Linked DNA regions of Mus musculus: region 2 is linked to region 1. The links are chromatin loops, found by intact Hi-C in ENCODE. Cell type or tissue: heart. All regions are shown on one strand. Links, peaks and the distances in the headings refer to the core of each region. The heading gives the core; the rest is flanking DNA.

The links. Hi-C counts contacts between places; a loop is a spot of excess contacts. Peaks named below come from ENCODE experiments on the same cell type or tissue, not always from the same donor. Only the 100,000 strongest peaks of a DNase experiment are listed, where the experiment ranks them.
Region 2: a loop joins it to region 1, with 2.2 times the contacts of the local background. A loop is called at or near these places in 2 of 42 quality-filtered maps.

Annotation. Positions count from the first base shown.
Region 1 is chr2:36,032,094-36,039,389 of GRCm38, reverse strand. Ndufa8 (NADH:ubiquinone oxidoreductase subunit A8) reads left to right here. Exons shown (of 4, transcript NM_026703.3): 4 at 2,749-3,066. The coding sequence ends at 2,886. Among named protein-coding and RNA genes, the nearest start is that of Gm39798, 4.8 kb to the right of the region's middle. In heart, for the core only: no CTCF peak of the experiment used is centred there; DNase peaks (open chromatin) are centred at 3,549 and 5,309.
Region 2 is chr2:35,975,936-35,983,231 of GRCm38, reverse strand. Ttll11 (tubulin tyrosine ligase-like family, member 11) reads left to right here and starts at 3,412. Exons shown (of 10, transcript NM_029774.3): 1 at 3,412-4,060. The coding sequence starts at 3,608. In heart, for the core only: no CTCF peak of the experiment used is centred there; DNase peaks (open chromatin) are centred at 3,411 and 3,921; H3K4me3 peaks cover 2,031 bases; H3K27ac peaks cover 1,376 bases; H3K27me3 peaks cover 1,348 bases.

The DNA.
Region 1 (7,296 bases), core at 1,185-6,184:
TGCCCTCCCTTTCCTGTGTGGGTTATTTTGGTGATGGCTCTGCTCTGGGTTGAAGTTGTAGAGGAGGCCTGTACTGGTGTCTGTACACTGTGCTCTTTGTGACTGTGCCCTTAGCACAGTAGCATCTAAGTGTTGATTCTCCTAAGCCTGCCCCACCCCACCTTCATCCAGTGTTGCCTTCCTGGAGAGTTCTTGCTGAGCTGCACGTTTCTGGGAGGGATGCATCTACGTGGGCCTTTGAAGATAGTTCATCCTGTGAAATTGAAGAATTTAGAGCCAAAGCTCTATCTTCACTGAAAGGATGAACTGTGTGGGAAAGGAAAAGGCTTCATTTAAACTTTAAAGACCTGTAGGGACGCCCACCTCCCTGAGCTGAGTGCCTTGCTATGTAGCTCTTTGTCAGCACGCAGCCAAAGAAGCTCGACCCACACTGGCCTGACAGCTCCTGCTGCTGTAGCTCAGGAAGGGCAAGCTGGGTAGACACAGTCGCTCTGAACCTTGCTCCACGGGCTCCTGTGGAATCTCAACTATCCCACTTCCATCCAGCCCTGTCTGCAAGCCGAGGGCTGTCCTGGAAGAGCTGTGCCCGAGAGCCTGTGTGAGCCTGCATAGCACCAGGCACACAGGCTGTTCAGCTCTGTTCCCTTCCCTTTGGGGCTAGCGCCCATGAACAGTTGTCACCAATAGAGTGGTAGCATAGCTTTGTTTTTCAATCTGACACGTTTTTTTTCTTTTTTTTACTTCAGACATTCTTTTGCTAAAACTAAAAAAATTACTTTAAATAGTAGCCAACCAAAGTTGAAAGTAATAGGACTTACACACTTAACCAATAAAACTGCCTTTTCTTGTTTCTTCTCACCACAGGGGAAGCGTAAGTCAGGCTATCAAAGCAGTATTTATTCTTGAGTCTTTTTATATGGACATTTTTTTACCCCTTCCCCCAGGTTTCCATATTAGTTGCCTCAAATGTGTATTTCTTGACATGTTTTATCAATTTTGATTGTACTCCACCCATTGTTCAGTCTCCTTCTAGAAAGAGAGCAGAGAGAGGCCTAACCTATGTTTCATTCTCTGATTCTGTGTGGCCTACTTGCCTCTCCCGCTGATATCTCACCCTTCCTAGGCAGAGTTAACTCCTGCTCCCACTCAGCAACCACAGAGAAGTGATCAGGGACCTCCTAGTTCATCCTGGGAACCCCATTTTACACATGGCCGCTTCATCAAGTAGGCAGTCCTAGGCCTTCCCTTAGGAGTGGCCCTGGGGTGCTCCTGTCCTTTCTCTTTTGGAGTGCACCACACAAGAGCATGTCGCTTTCTTCTCCCCGCAGTCAGTTGTTCAGGGTCCCTGCTTACTTTATGTTCAAGAACATTTCTTAGAAGCAAAGAATGACAGTTTTCTAGATTGATTTTATAAATACCTTGAGTGAAGCATTTGGAACTACTCTGTCAAGCAACAGGAACCCTGAGTGACTTCCAGTTACAGCAGGAGACAGAGACCTGCACTCAGACCTTGGGCTCTGGCCAGTTAGTCAGCCTCCTGTGAGCTGGCTGTAACCTGCACACAAAGGGTTATAGTAACTGTGTACCTGAGAGATCTGGGCACAGAGACAGACAGACCTAGCCTCTCATGCATACAGATAGCTAGAGTTGGTCCCATTAGAGTAAAAGCCAGAAAATGCTTAGTGACTGTGGCCCACTTAGAAGGATCTGCTGCTTCCTTAACTTCCAAAGGATAATTTCTGAACTAGAGGTAATGCGGAGCGGCACAGCATTTACCTAGCATGTACAAGGCCCCGAGTCTGGTCCCCAAAATACAGAAAATTAAAAAATTACAAAACAACTTGTGATGGCTTCCCACTGGAGATTCTGGTGGCCGGCCATTGGGGTGGCATCTTCCTCTCAGCTGCAGTTTGGAACCTACCATCTACGTTGGCCCACGGACTCAGCTCTGAGTTCTTCTGTTCCAGCTATCCGGCCTGGTTTCCCTGCCTTCTAGCCTGCATGTAGTGATTGGTTGCTTCCCTGTAACAGTGGCACCTGTTGCCATCAGGTTAAATTGAAGCACCTTTGCATAGCATTGCATAGTGTATCACCCAGCCCTGTTCCCTAGCTGCATGTGGCATTTATAAGCACGGATCTGACATTGTGTCCTAGCAAGGTAGCCTTAGTGAGCATCTGTGGAATCTCCTGGTGGGAGCTGGGAAGAGTGAGCAGACAGCAGGCTCAGCATCTCAGCATCAGTGCTGATAACAGCAGGGTTTGGTCAGTATACAGCCTGCTCTGTGTTGACTTCTCTGGACCTTCCCTCTGTCTTCTTTGTCTCTGCTCTCTCTGTCTTCCCCTTAATCGTCCCAGCTGGCTCCCAGTTCTCTTCAGAAATAGTCTAGGCCCCAGCCTTCACTGTGAGTGATTTGTGCAGGGTCCACCCTTCTCTGTTGTCATTGGGCAGCAGGCAGCAGGGTAGCCGGGTCTTGATTGATAGCTCCTCCATCTTGCTCACTAACCAGTGAGTGAGTCCCAGAGGATATCTTGTCTCTGCTGAGGATATATTGTCCTACCATATAGAGGGTCAGAAAGTCTGCTTTTAGATGTTGACTCTGATTCAATATAGCTAGATATATCTTCCCGAGCTTTGAAGCTGAGGAATGGTTGAGGCAGCAGGAGCAGAGAGGGGACCCCCAGCAGTCTCAGGGTTACTACTGTTCAAGAGTCTCTTTGAACCCTGACTCTCTTCTTCGCCCTTCCCAGGTCACCAAAGTGAAAACAGATCGTCCTTTGCCAGAGAATCCTTATCACTCAAGAGCAAGGCCAGAGCCCAACCCTGTGATTGAAGGGGATCTGAAACCCGCCAAGCACGGCACCCGCTTTTTTTTCTGGACCGTGTAGAGATGGGTTGACGGTCCACACTTGGTCACCTCGGTCATGCGCCCAGACAACAGACGACGAAAACACCCGTGCCGATCTCGTGTTCTTTCCTGGATCACAGACATTAACAAAAAAGTTAATTTATGTGACTTGGCAGTTATTCTATACATTTCCTGTCCATTAAAAATTTTAAAGGAAACAGTTGTGTTTTATTATGCTCTATGTAACCTTTTAGCCTTTAAAGATGACTTCCCCTTGTTCTTTCTTGTGCCCCTGACTGTCCCACTTGCTTTGTCCTGTGGAGGACCAGCCACTGTGGCAGGAGACCCACATTCCCATATGGAAAAATGAATGAAGGAGGCTTTTCTACCTGAAGCAGCATTTCAGGGTGTTTGGCATACAGTGCAAAGCCTCAGGTCTCTTTTCTCCTCCAGCAATCCAAGCTTATAGATTTCACTAAAAGTCATTCTAGAGAAATGTTCAAGATAGAGCAACGAAAGGTCTGAGCCTGTGACTCAGGCTCGGGAGGGGCTGCTAGCTGGGCCTTAGGCAGTGTTTCTTAAAGCTCCTTAAAGAACCTCACTTCCACCGTTTCCCCTCCATAGCCCATCGTCCGGGTGTTATAACCCAGATGTTTTTCCTGATAGACGAGGGGGAGGGGGAGGCTGAACTCCCAGCTCCAAAGCCAGGAAGTTGGAGGTCTGAGTGTCAGTTCCAACCTTGGGTGTGTTCTTTAACCTCCTGTGAGAGGTTGAGTTTGAGGACAAACCAAAGGGTACAAGCTTATCTACCTCCTGGGCAGGTTAGAGCCCCGGTGTTTATAAAGCTCCTTGGTTCAAAGCACTGTTCCCCCAAGTCCCTTCACCCCATCTAGTTCCCTCTCATCCACTTGGCCATTTCCTTTACAGCTGGCTGAGTCACTGCTCGTTCTGATTGTGGCGTTACATTGCCACATAAGACTGTGTAAGTCATCTGAGCCTACTGGGCTTTGAGCTTCTCTGCAGAACTGTGAGAAGAAGAGATTTGGACAAGTGTCGCCTTCAGTGCATTTGGAGGGAGCGAGGCTTTAAGGGGCAGGGGCTGCTGTCTAAAGGATCTGAGGCCAGTTCAAGGGAAAAGACTAATGGTTGGCCATACTGCTCACCCCACCACTGAGAGCATTTGCAGTGAAGTTCATACTTGGTCCACACAAGATCCTTGCTAGTATCTGTCTTAGACTTTCAACTCTTGAGTAAGCCCTTTAGGTTTTAAAAAAGCTGAGGCGAAGTCTGTTAACATCTTGGTAGCCAAGTAATTGGGAGCCAGCTGCAGTACCTGAAGTTGGTCATGGTCACAGATTGACAGGTATATGGCGTGCTGCCTGCCACATTTTACTTCCTCAGTTCCCTCCCAGAGGAAGCTGGGTCTGTCTTAAATAACTCATAGTGCTTACCCAGCTAGCACTTGCACTATGCCGAGTGATTACCACGAGTCCACTCCTTTGTGGTCAGAGCTATTTGTAAGGGATATCGTTGAATGGAGAGAGAATGCATTGCCTTACCAAAGGACTCGGGTTTCCAGCACCTGCTTCAGGTGCTTCACAACCATCTGTGACACCTAAGACGATCCAAGACCTCCAGACTCTGGGCGCGCACGCAGATGTGGTATACACATGATTTAAAATAAAATGTATAAGGAAAAGAAATGTCAGCTAGCCCATCTCATAGTTGAAAGAACATGCTTAGGAAGAGGTGGAGAGGGCTCCTCCCCACTTGAGAAGTACATACAGGGTACACGGGAAAGGTTTTCTGGTTCTAATGAGCATATCTATCCATTAAAACCATTAGTAATCCATATCTGATATCTGGGATTCCCTCCCCACCCAGAATGGTTTCATTGGTCTGTGGTGTTGCCTGACAGGGTATGAAAGCTCCCCTGGTTTGTGGAAGGCTCTGGCTGATTTTGTATTTGAGGAAGCCAGTGAGCAGGTCACATTCTAGCTGAGTGCTAAGTGGCTAAGCTGAGATTTGAACCCAGATACAGCAGGTAACAAAACCTGTCCCATAACGTAAGTTGGTGCACATGCACCATACGGAAAATTCTGGGTCAGTGGGTCTGTAAGAGATTTGTAACAAGCTTTCCAGCAGACCTCTGACTCCTTATTGAATGGGGTACAAGAATCTGATGGATGTAGCCTGCTTCAGGTGGTCTGTGGCATGCCAATCGCTCCCCGAATGCTAATCCACCTCTGTAGATTTCGACCAGTGCAGCCTGAACTGTTAATGTCTTCAAATTCAATTCTAGGATGTTTTAACTTTTACCCAAGTTGGACGGCAGCTGTGTCTTCCACCCTCCCCACCTTGCTTTGAATTCCTTGAACAAAGGAACCAGCTTTTGGCTTTCCTGTGCTCTTCTTGATGGGATCACACGACACCATAGCCTTCTAGGACAGAAGGGTCTAGGTAGTTAAAGATAATAATTTCTTACAACAAATGAAGGTCTCAGTGGCAGTAGGTAAAAGGTCACGGAACAATTTGAAAGCCGTTAGTGTGAAGGTCCCCTGAGCAGGGCTTCAAACAACAGAAACTGGCTTGGCCTGAGGCTAGAAAGACTAATTCTTTGCATTCCCAAAGGAAACATATCTGGCCTTTCCCTGCCAAGCCCATTCCTGTCTTCCCTATCTGAGTCCACACTTGTCTCCATCCTCCTAGTGTCAAAACACGAGATGCATCTTTGGCTCCTTCCACTCATTTCTGTCCTGTTCATGTCCCAACACCAAGCCCCCTTGAGTTTCTTCTGTTGCACATCTCACATTGACTGCTTCCTCTCTATCTCTCTGCCCTCAACCTAGGCTGCCGTGTTTCCCTTGCCTGGATTATTACAACTGTTTCCTAACTGTGGTCTAGTCCATCTCCCAAATTGCTGTGTGTGCCTCTGCTGCTCAAAATCTTCAGTGGCTCCCAAATGCCTGCCAGGGAACGCCTGAGCCCTTGCTAGCATCCTGACACTCCATAATCTGGTTTTAGCCTACCTCATTTCCCCACGTTTATCTTAATCTTACAATGAACCCTGCACTCTGTAGAAGGCCAATCCCAGACTGATTTCCACTTTTTTTTTTTCCTCCCGTGCTGGGAGTTAAACCCAGGGCTTCCTGCATGCTAGTTAAGCCCTCCAGCTAAGTTACATCTCCAGTCCCAGTTTTACCTTCCATGTTTGAGACATTATCTCGACTAACTTGCTCAGGCTGGTGTTGAACTTGGTGATCTTCCTGTCTCAGCTTCTCAGGTAACTGGGATCACCGGCCTGTGCCGATGGATGCCTAGATGCTTTCTAGCGTTTAAGTCTATCTGGCTGCTATCTCGCCAGGAAACCATCCTTCCTCCTCCTCTGCCTCTTGAACCCTGAGCCATCTCTCAAGGCAGACACTAGTGCTGTCTTCCCCAGGAAGCATCGTCTTCCTACATCCTGCCCCATTGTTCCCGTGACACAGTGGATAGCATGATAACTGAGGGCAAGAGCTCTGGAATTCCATTGTTTGGGTTGGAATACACTCGGTAGCTATGTGACCCTAGGCAAGGAAGGTTCTTAGCATTACTGTACCTTAGTTTCTTCACCTGTGAATAAGGAGGGAGGAGCACAGAGATGGTACCTACTGTCTGGAGTGGCCTTAAGTATTTGGTGAATTACGCACCAAATGTAGCCTGCTGGGTTGACACATGGCAGTAGTATCCTAACATGTAGCACTAGGTACGCACCAGGGATCTCCCCTTGTCCCAAACTACAAGGACTAAATAAATGTCTGTCCTGATGCCCACCGCATGACAGACATCTAGGAAATCAAACTCACTACCACATTCATCTTTCCAAAGCCTATCTCCCACCAAACAACAAATTCCTTCCATGTGGAAACGTGCTTAACTTATTCACATTAAATTGTTTTCTTATAGATAGCAAATCCTGGGTGAAATGCTTTGAGTATAATGAAGGTTGTATTCTTAGGCCACGAAACAGGCTGTGAAAAACTTTAAAAAGTTGCTTATATAGCTGAGTCTGGTGGCTCATTCCTATAATCCCAGGGTTGGGAAGGCTGAGGCAGGAGGATCACTGCAAGGTTCAAGTACAACCTGAGCTGCAGAGTGAGATCTTGTTTCAAAACACAATGTCAATTAAAGACAGACAGACAGACAACCAAAAACAAAACAAAACAAAACAAACAAACAACAAAAAAAAAAAAACCAAAACTGAACGACAAAAGTCGCTTCTACCACACGGGAAAAATTCAGTTTGAAGTTGTGATGTTCTTATGGGTCCTTAGCATTTGCAACATAAGTCCCAAGTCACTGTTCTTGGTCATAATGAAAAAGCTAGGTGTGTTGGCACGTGCCTTGATTAGTTACTGTACTACTGCTGTGATAAAACACCGTGGCCAAGGCAGCTCATGGAAGAACAGGT
Region 2 (7,296 bases), core at 681-5,680, 56 kb after region 1:
AGCATTTACCAAATTAACTTAGCTGCTTCCTCAGTGTGGAATAACTGAACCATGTAGAATTTCATTCATTCATTCATTCATTCATTCATTCACTCATCCATCCATCCATCCATCCATCCAACCATACATACATACATACATACATACATACATACATACATACATACAATAGTTACTGAGTACATCCTCTCTGCCAGGTCACTGTACCCCTCATTTCTGGCTCCAAGACTGGCAAGACAGACATGAAAACAGACAAGCAAAGCTCCCACCTTGGAGTCATGAGGTCCCTTACCCTGACCTGCTCTTTGCTCTCAGCAGTCACAGTGGACGCTGCTCCTGGATGCACTTCCTATGGGGCTGGAATGTTCATTTACATATTCTGGGGGCTTCCAGAGAAGTGAGAGGTATTTCCAGTGCTGTCCAAAGCCCAATTGGGCCCTTTGTGCCCTGTTCTTTTTTCCCCCCATGCTTGGGTTTCATCTGGTCCAGTCAGCTTCCCTGCTCCCTTGCATGCACAGCACTGCATCTCTTCCTTATCCTTTTCCTCGGTGAGTTCCTGCAGCATCTGCAGCAGGGGCAGGGGTGTCCTCGGCTGGTGGACAGAGCCTCTGTGACTGTGTCTCAGTGGGCAGAGCCTGTGCTTGGTTTCTTCCTCACTGGCTCTGGCCATGGCTTATGCCATGGCCACGCCATCTAACTATGCCTGCCCCATTCTCAAGATTCAGCGTATAGTTCATGTCTGATGTAGAGCCTGGCTTTTAATTCTCAGGAAACTCATTTGGTCTCATGCTTCATCTTTATTTTTCTCTCTTCCATAATTATCTCACCGGGTGAGGTCGGCTTTAAATTGAAGGACCAGAGCCATCTCAGCGGACTGAAAGCTGAAGATGTGGGCAGAGCTGGAAGGACACGTGGGAAGCCCCAGAGGCAGAAGAGATTACGACTGTATAAGCAAGCGGCTATCGCTATGTGGGCCGCTCTTTTCAGATGTGATAAGCTGTAAATAATTTGTTACTGCATCCACAGTGCTCTTTGTGGATCACATTTTCTGGTCTTTTCTAGAGAGAAATCAGTTCAAATCTGTCCTTGCCTAGACTGATGGGGAGGCTGAGATGATTTCTCTGTGAAGTGGCAGTCAGGATGTGGTAGAGGGTTATCATGCACACCATCAGTACAGACTGTAGCTACTTCTGCCGGAGGGCACTGAGTAAAGTTCCCCAAAAGACAGCTACCAAGATGACTCTGAGTTTCCTAGGCAGAGACACTAAGGAAGGGTACATCTAGGCAGAGGGAACAGTGTGTACAAAGTCACAGAAGCAAAGAGAGGATGTGATTCCAGAAAAGAGGGTAGAAAGAGACAACTAATGTTTGAAATTTATCAAGAGAGGTTGTGCAAGTAGAGGATGTTTCTATGCTTGGAGAGCGCAGCTCCAGCTGCGGTATGAATGGACAGGAGTGTAATGGAGACAGATGGTACTCATTGGGAGGCTGCTGCAGCAGCTCGGAGAAAAGGCAGAGGCTGACCTGACACAACGGTGACAGGGAAGGCAAGAGAAATGCTATCTCAATGTAAAAGTCACAACTGTAGGGATGGATTAAGAGAGGAGGGAGGTGGGGTATGATAATTTTAAGCATTAATGAATGAGAGACATCAGGTGGGACAGGATTTGGGGTGTCCTACTATTCATCTCCAGAACTTTCCTTACTGAAAGCATAACCCTGAACTAATTCCTGAGGGAGAGTGAATGGCTGGGCAGGGAAGGCCCCACGGACAGCTCCAGAACTCTCCGAAGGCCTCAGGCAAGTCTCTGGTTCTTGATATTGGGGCCTTAGAATCAACGGGGCAACTTTAACAATCCCGCCCACCCCCAACCAGTCACACCCACAGGCTCAACCAGATGTTCTGGGCCACAGGGTAAGCACCTCAAGCACCTACAGGTTCTTGACGCCTCCACACCTGGGTGGGCCTCGAGGCAGCTTGTTCACACACTGAAATTCCCGGCCAAGGAAACAAGACTTTTGGAGAAATGCAGGAGGGGCCATTTTCCCCCAGGACCCTTAAAACTAAATGTGGCAGAACTCACTGAAGTGCAACCACGGCCACTGGTCAGTCCAGGCTGCTGTTACGACTTTCTAACCCCATTTTCTGAAACTTTCAAGTTAACCCAAATGTGGCTCCCTCAGGCAGGAGAGGACCCTCTTCTAGATCAACTCTACATTTTTATGCCTACCTTAGTTGGGTATAGGAGTTCATCACTCAGGAGGCAGAGGCAGGCAGAACTTTGTGAGTTTGATACCAAGTGGTCTATATAGTGAGTTTCAGGACAGCCAGGCCTGCTAAAGAGACCATCTTAACAACAACAAAGTATGGCAGCCATGAAAAACTGAAAGGAGGGGCTCAAAGAAATACTTGTACATGAATGTTAATGGCACTATTAGTCACAAGAGTCAAGGGATTAAAATAACCAAAAAGTCCGCAGAAAGGTCTATGGAAGAATAATTGTGCACGCACACATAGAATATTTGTAAGCTTTATGATGGAGTAAAATTCTGACACCCACTATGATGAAAAACAAAAACAAAAACCTTGTGAAGCCAAATAAGATAAAAACAAGAGGTACCCCAGTAGTTAGATTCAAGGGGGAAATAGACTTGTGGTGACCAGGGCTGTGGGGTGGGAATCCCAGGAGTTAGTTTATGGGTATGCTTTCAATATGAAAAGTTCTGAAGATGAATGGTAGAGATGGTTTGCACCACAGTATGAATGCACTGAATGCCACTGAAGAGTGAATTAAAAATAGATTAAATGAGGGCTGGAGATGAAGGCTCATCTGCCATTCATTTCCTGGAACCACGCAGCAGGTCACATCAGGGAATCTGATGCTCTCTTCTGGCCTCCTTCTCCACCAGGAACATGCATAGTACACATACATACATGTAGGCAAAATTATACACACCACACACATAATAAATTTAAAAATAATTAGTACGTTTTGTTATATGTTTTTATTGTAATAAAAAGTGTTGCCCTCTACAAGTCTAGGAATCTGAAGGGCTTCTCCATCTCATGGGAGAGACCTGAAAACCGACAAAGGTGGCCTCCAGCCTCAGTCTGAGGCTCACAGAAAAGGAGTCGATGAATGTAGTAGGACTGGGGAAACTAAGTCTCGTGTTTGAGGAAGATGCCGCTCTTCCCAAGTCCTTCCCTTTCCAAGCTCGGGAGCGAGACAGGAGCGCAACCTCTTTTACCCTCAGCCCCACTATAAATCATTCCTAGCCAGTCCCTGAGTGCTCAGAAACTCTGCATGTGTGACAAGCTGCCCTCTTCCAAGATGGCTATCGCCACCTCTGTGACAGGCCTGGTCACGTGGACGCGCTCGCTTGTGAGGTCGCCGGGCCCGGCAGGCGATTGTCCCTTGCGGGGCCCCGTCCCGAGGCGGCGACTATCCCTGTCAACCGGGGCCTGAGAGATCATGGCAACGGGCTCGGGCGGGGAGCGCGTGGCGGCGGCGGCGGCGGCGACGGCGGCGGCAGTTTGGTCGCGGGCCGGGACGGCGGAGCAGCGGCGGCGGCGGTGGCTGTGGCGCCGGCACCGGCCCTGAGCGTCATGCGGCGCAGCAGCCCGGAGAAGAAGCCGGAGGCTGAGTGGGAGGCGGACGCGGCGGCGGCGGCGGCGGCGACAGCAGCGGCGACCGAGTCGCTACCGGCGGAGACTGAGAAGCAGCAGGGCGTGGACGCTGGCGCGGCCGGGGATCCAGAGCGCCTGGAGCTGGAGGAGCAGCCCAAGGACGTGGGCCGGATCCCGACCCCGACGCGACGCCACGCGCCCGAGGAAGGAGAGGCCCGCGTCGTCCGGCGGCTGCCACCAGCGCTGCCCCTGGCCCAGCCGAGGCCGGCGGCGCGGGCCCTGAGCCAGCTCGTGAAGGCACGGGGCCGGAGCCGGAGCCGGGTCTACCGGCGGAGCGCAGGCTCGATGCGGCCGGTCACCGTGGACAGCTCCAAGGCCCGCACCTCCCTGGACGCGCTCAAGATCAGTCTTCGCCAGCTCAGGTGGAAGGAGGTGAGGCCCGCCGGCCCGGCGCGTGGGCACAGGGGGGTCGTCCCGAGGCCTGGCCCCCGGAGCCACTTCCCAGGTCAGGTCAGCCCGTCTCTGCTCTGCTCCCCTACAGCTTTTCTTATGTCTGCAGCCCTGGCCTCGTCAAGCTGTAGATCCTGGTTTATCCGTCCTGTCTTCTCCTCTGTTGGCCCCGGGGCCAGGGGCCACCTTTCACTTTCTGCATTTCAGTGATATTTAAAGTTTAGTAAACTTTCATGCTTAGAGTGCCACTCTTGGGCCAGGTTTGTGCTCGCCAGCGCCTCACTACACTCTTCAACTTAGCTGTGCGACCTTGAGCAAGCTACTTTTCTTCTTTTGGTCCCGTTTACCTCGGTAAAGGGAAGCCGGTTCGTTCCGGTTTGGAGCATAGTGCCTAGTGCTTGCACAAGGTTTCAGCAAATGACAACCTACTTTCATCACGATCTTTTACCACCACCACCATCACCACCACCGCAGACACTGATTGGGGGATGTAGCAGGTGACAGTAAGTGGGGGTGAAAGCATGTGTGAGCAGATGAATCACCCTTGAATTCATTTCAGACCTTTTAAGGGACGGGGTGGGACAAAAGCACCAACGAATCCGAGAGGTTTCTATTTTCATTGGCTGAGTAAATAAAGCCAGCTGACTTTATTTACAGCATAGAAACCATTGGTCCACTAAAGATTCCGTGCGCAGAGAGCATGAGGGCTCAGGCTCTGAACTTTGTGCTAAGTGTGGTACAAGTGGTTTAATGAAGTTGGAGACTGGGGAGAGATGGCCACAGGTCCACTATGGTCAGAATGTTGATGTCCCAGTGGAAGAGTTTGGTTTGGAGAGAAACCAAGAATCAGGTGGGGTGGTGGAGGTGGGGTCTGGCAATCCCAGGTGTCAGAGCCCTCTCAGTCTTGATTTTCACACCTTGGAAACTGGATGAAGATTGGTGAGACTCGGTTCTACAGTGTCTAAACTGTAGATAAAGTCCCATGTCCAGCCCAAAGATAGGCAGGCCAGGAAGGTAAACTTGGACTTGTCAGAGCCACCCAAAGATAGGCGGGCCAGGAAGGTACACGTAGACTTGTCAATGCTGCTGACCTACTGAAGAGAGTCCAGGGATAGAAAGTAGCTAAGAACTCAAGCTGGCTAGCAAGTGCCTGTGTTCTCAGCTCAGCCCTGAGAAGAGACAGGAAGCAGCCTTTATCTTGCTCACCCAATCCAGCACAGGTTCATTCTCTTAATTTGTAGATATCCTCTATGGTGATACCAAGTTCTATGCTGGGCCTAGAGAATCACACTTTAAATGTACTCTTGTCTTCAAGCGTTCCTAGTTCAGTAGGGAATGAAATCCAGTAAGTAGTCCTGGTATCTGCAGGCCCATTGCTGCTGCTGCTGCTGCTGTTGCTGCTGCTGCTGCTGCTGCTGCTGCTTTAAATGCTCCTTTCCCAGCTAGCTATGTGCATGGCTTTCTCTGTCACCTCTTGGGACTGCTGATCAAGGTCCTGAGAGAGGTTTCCCAGGCAATGTTCGCAGCCATCTCTAGCCCTGGCTGTTTGCTTCATAGCATGAACCTCTACCTGACATCGTGTTGTATTTGTTTATTGACTGTTTTTCTCACCAGAATGTAAGCTCTTCGAGGGCAGGCATTTTGTTTTGTTACTGCTGTACTCAAAGTTGTCTGGCATCTGGAAGTTGCTCAATAAATATTTGTTGAATGCATGAACATATTATGTGATGAGTGTCTCTATATGCTGTGGGAGACAGAGGCGGTCAACTCTAGTACATCTTCCTCAGGGAAGTGAAGCCCAAATGAGTCTTGAGTGTTGACCAAAGTTATTTAGTGGTGTGGACTTTGGGTCCCTGGTAGAGGGAGTGGTGTGGGCCAAGCAGAATGCATGCAGTGCTTTGCAGTAGAGCTGGCTGGCTGGATCACAGAGAGGGGTGTAGCATGGTGAGAGATAAGGCGGTATAAGTGAGCCGGGGTCAGATCGTGTCACAGGACTTGGGCCCATTCTTGAAAGGAAACCTTGTAGGCCGTTGCAGAAACCCAAGGGTCTTCAACCTATCAGCTCTACTATTGTGGACAGGTGAGTGGACTTCTTCAGACCTGTTTGCTCAGCTGAACAATGAGGTTTAGCAAATTCAGGCTCCCAGCCTACTGCCCTAACCACAAAATAACAATGTTAAATTCTTGCACCAGTGAGCCCAGAAGGATAGGTAGTTCCTAGGACCCTACCTTGACTGCCCCTCCCATTTTAGGCTGTCTTTCTATCACTTGTAAAACATGTTGGCATATAGGTAAAGATGCTCATTCTAGTGTATTTGAACATAATTGACTCCCAACAAAAAGCCTTCACTGTGACATAATGCCACCCTTCCTAAAGACAGGGTAGTATGACTGGTGTTGCTGGTGTCCCTGTCAAGAGATACCCAGCAAATGTACAGTAGGACATTTGAAGCAAAACACATATGTCATCAGATGCACTAGGGTTTGTTTGAAAGCACCATTCTCCAGAAAACTTCCGATCCTTCTGACTTTATCCTTGATTGTTGTAGTCTTAGCATCTAAGACAAAACAAATGTATGGGGAGTAACAGATGAACTTAGTACTAACAAAGCACAAATGAACAACCTTTGTAGGCTGTCTCCCATCCCTTACATCCCTTTTGGGAGTGGTGTTGGACAAGATTCTTTCTAACTTAGGGCCAATGGAGGTGACTGCTCATCAGGCTGCCTTGAATGTTTAGCTGGGCTCCTCAAGAGTGCGGGAGTTCCTGCTGGATGCCTTTGGTGGTGAGTGGGAAGCCTAGAAAAGAATAAGGTCATGACTAGGAGTGGTGGCACGTGCCTCTGATCCCAGGACTTGAGAAGCCAAGGCAGGAGGATTATAAGCTCAAGGCTGGGCTGGGCTACTTATTCTTAGCAAGACCTTGTTTCTAAAAACGAAAACATAAAGGAAGGAAGGCCATGACTGACAATTGGTATGAGTGCTCCCACTCTCTGCAGGTGTGTAGGAAGAACCTTCCCACCGTGGTTCACTTCCCAGGGGCCGTGGGCAAGTCCTTGAATCCAGAAATGTGCCCAGCTACTGGGTGCTCGAGTTCCCTTCTCCTCTTGGCTTCTTTTTAGTTCCTCATATATCTAGAACCCACAGTGATGGTGGAAATAATGAACCCTTATGCAGCTCCTTCTCTATACCAGACAAGTATTTAAACCTAACCACCC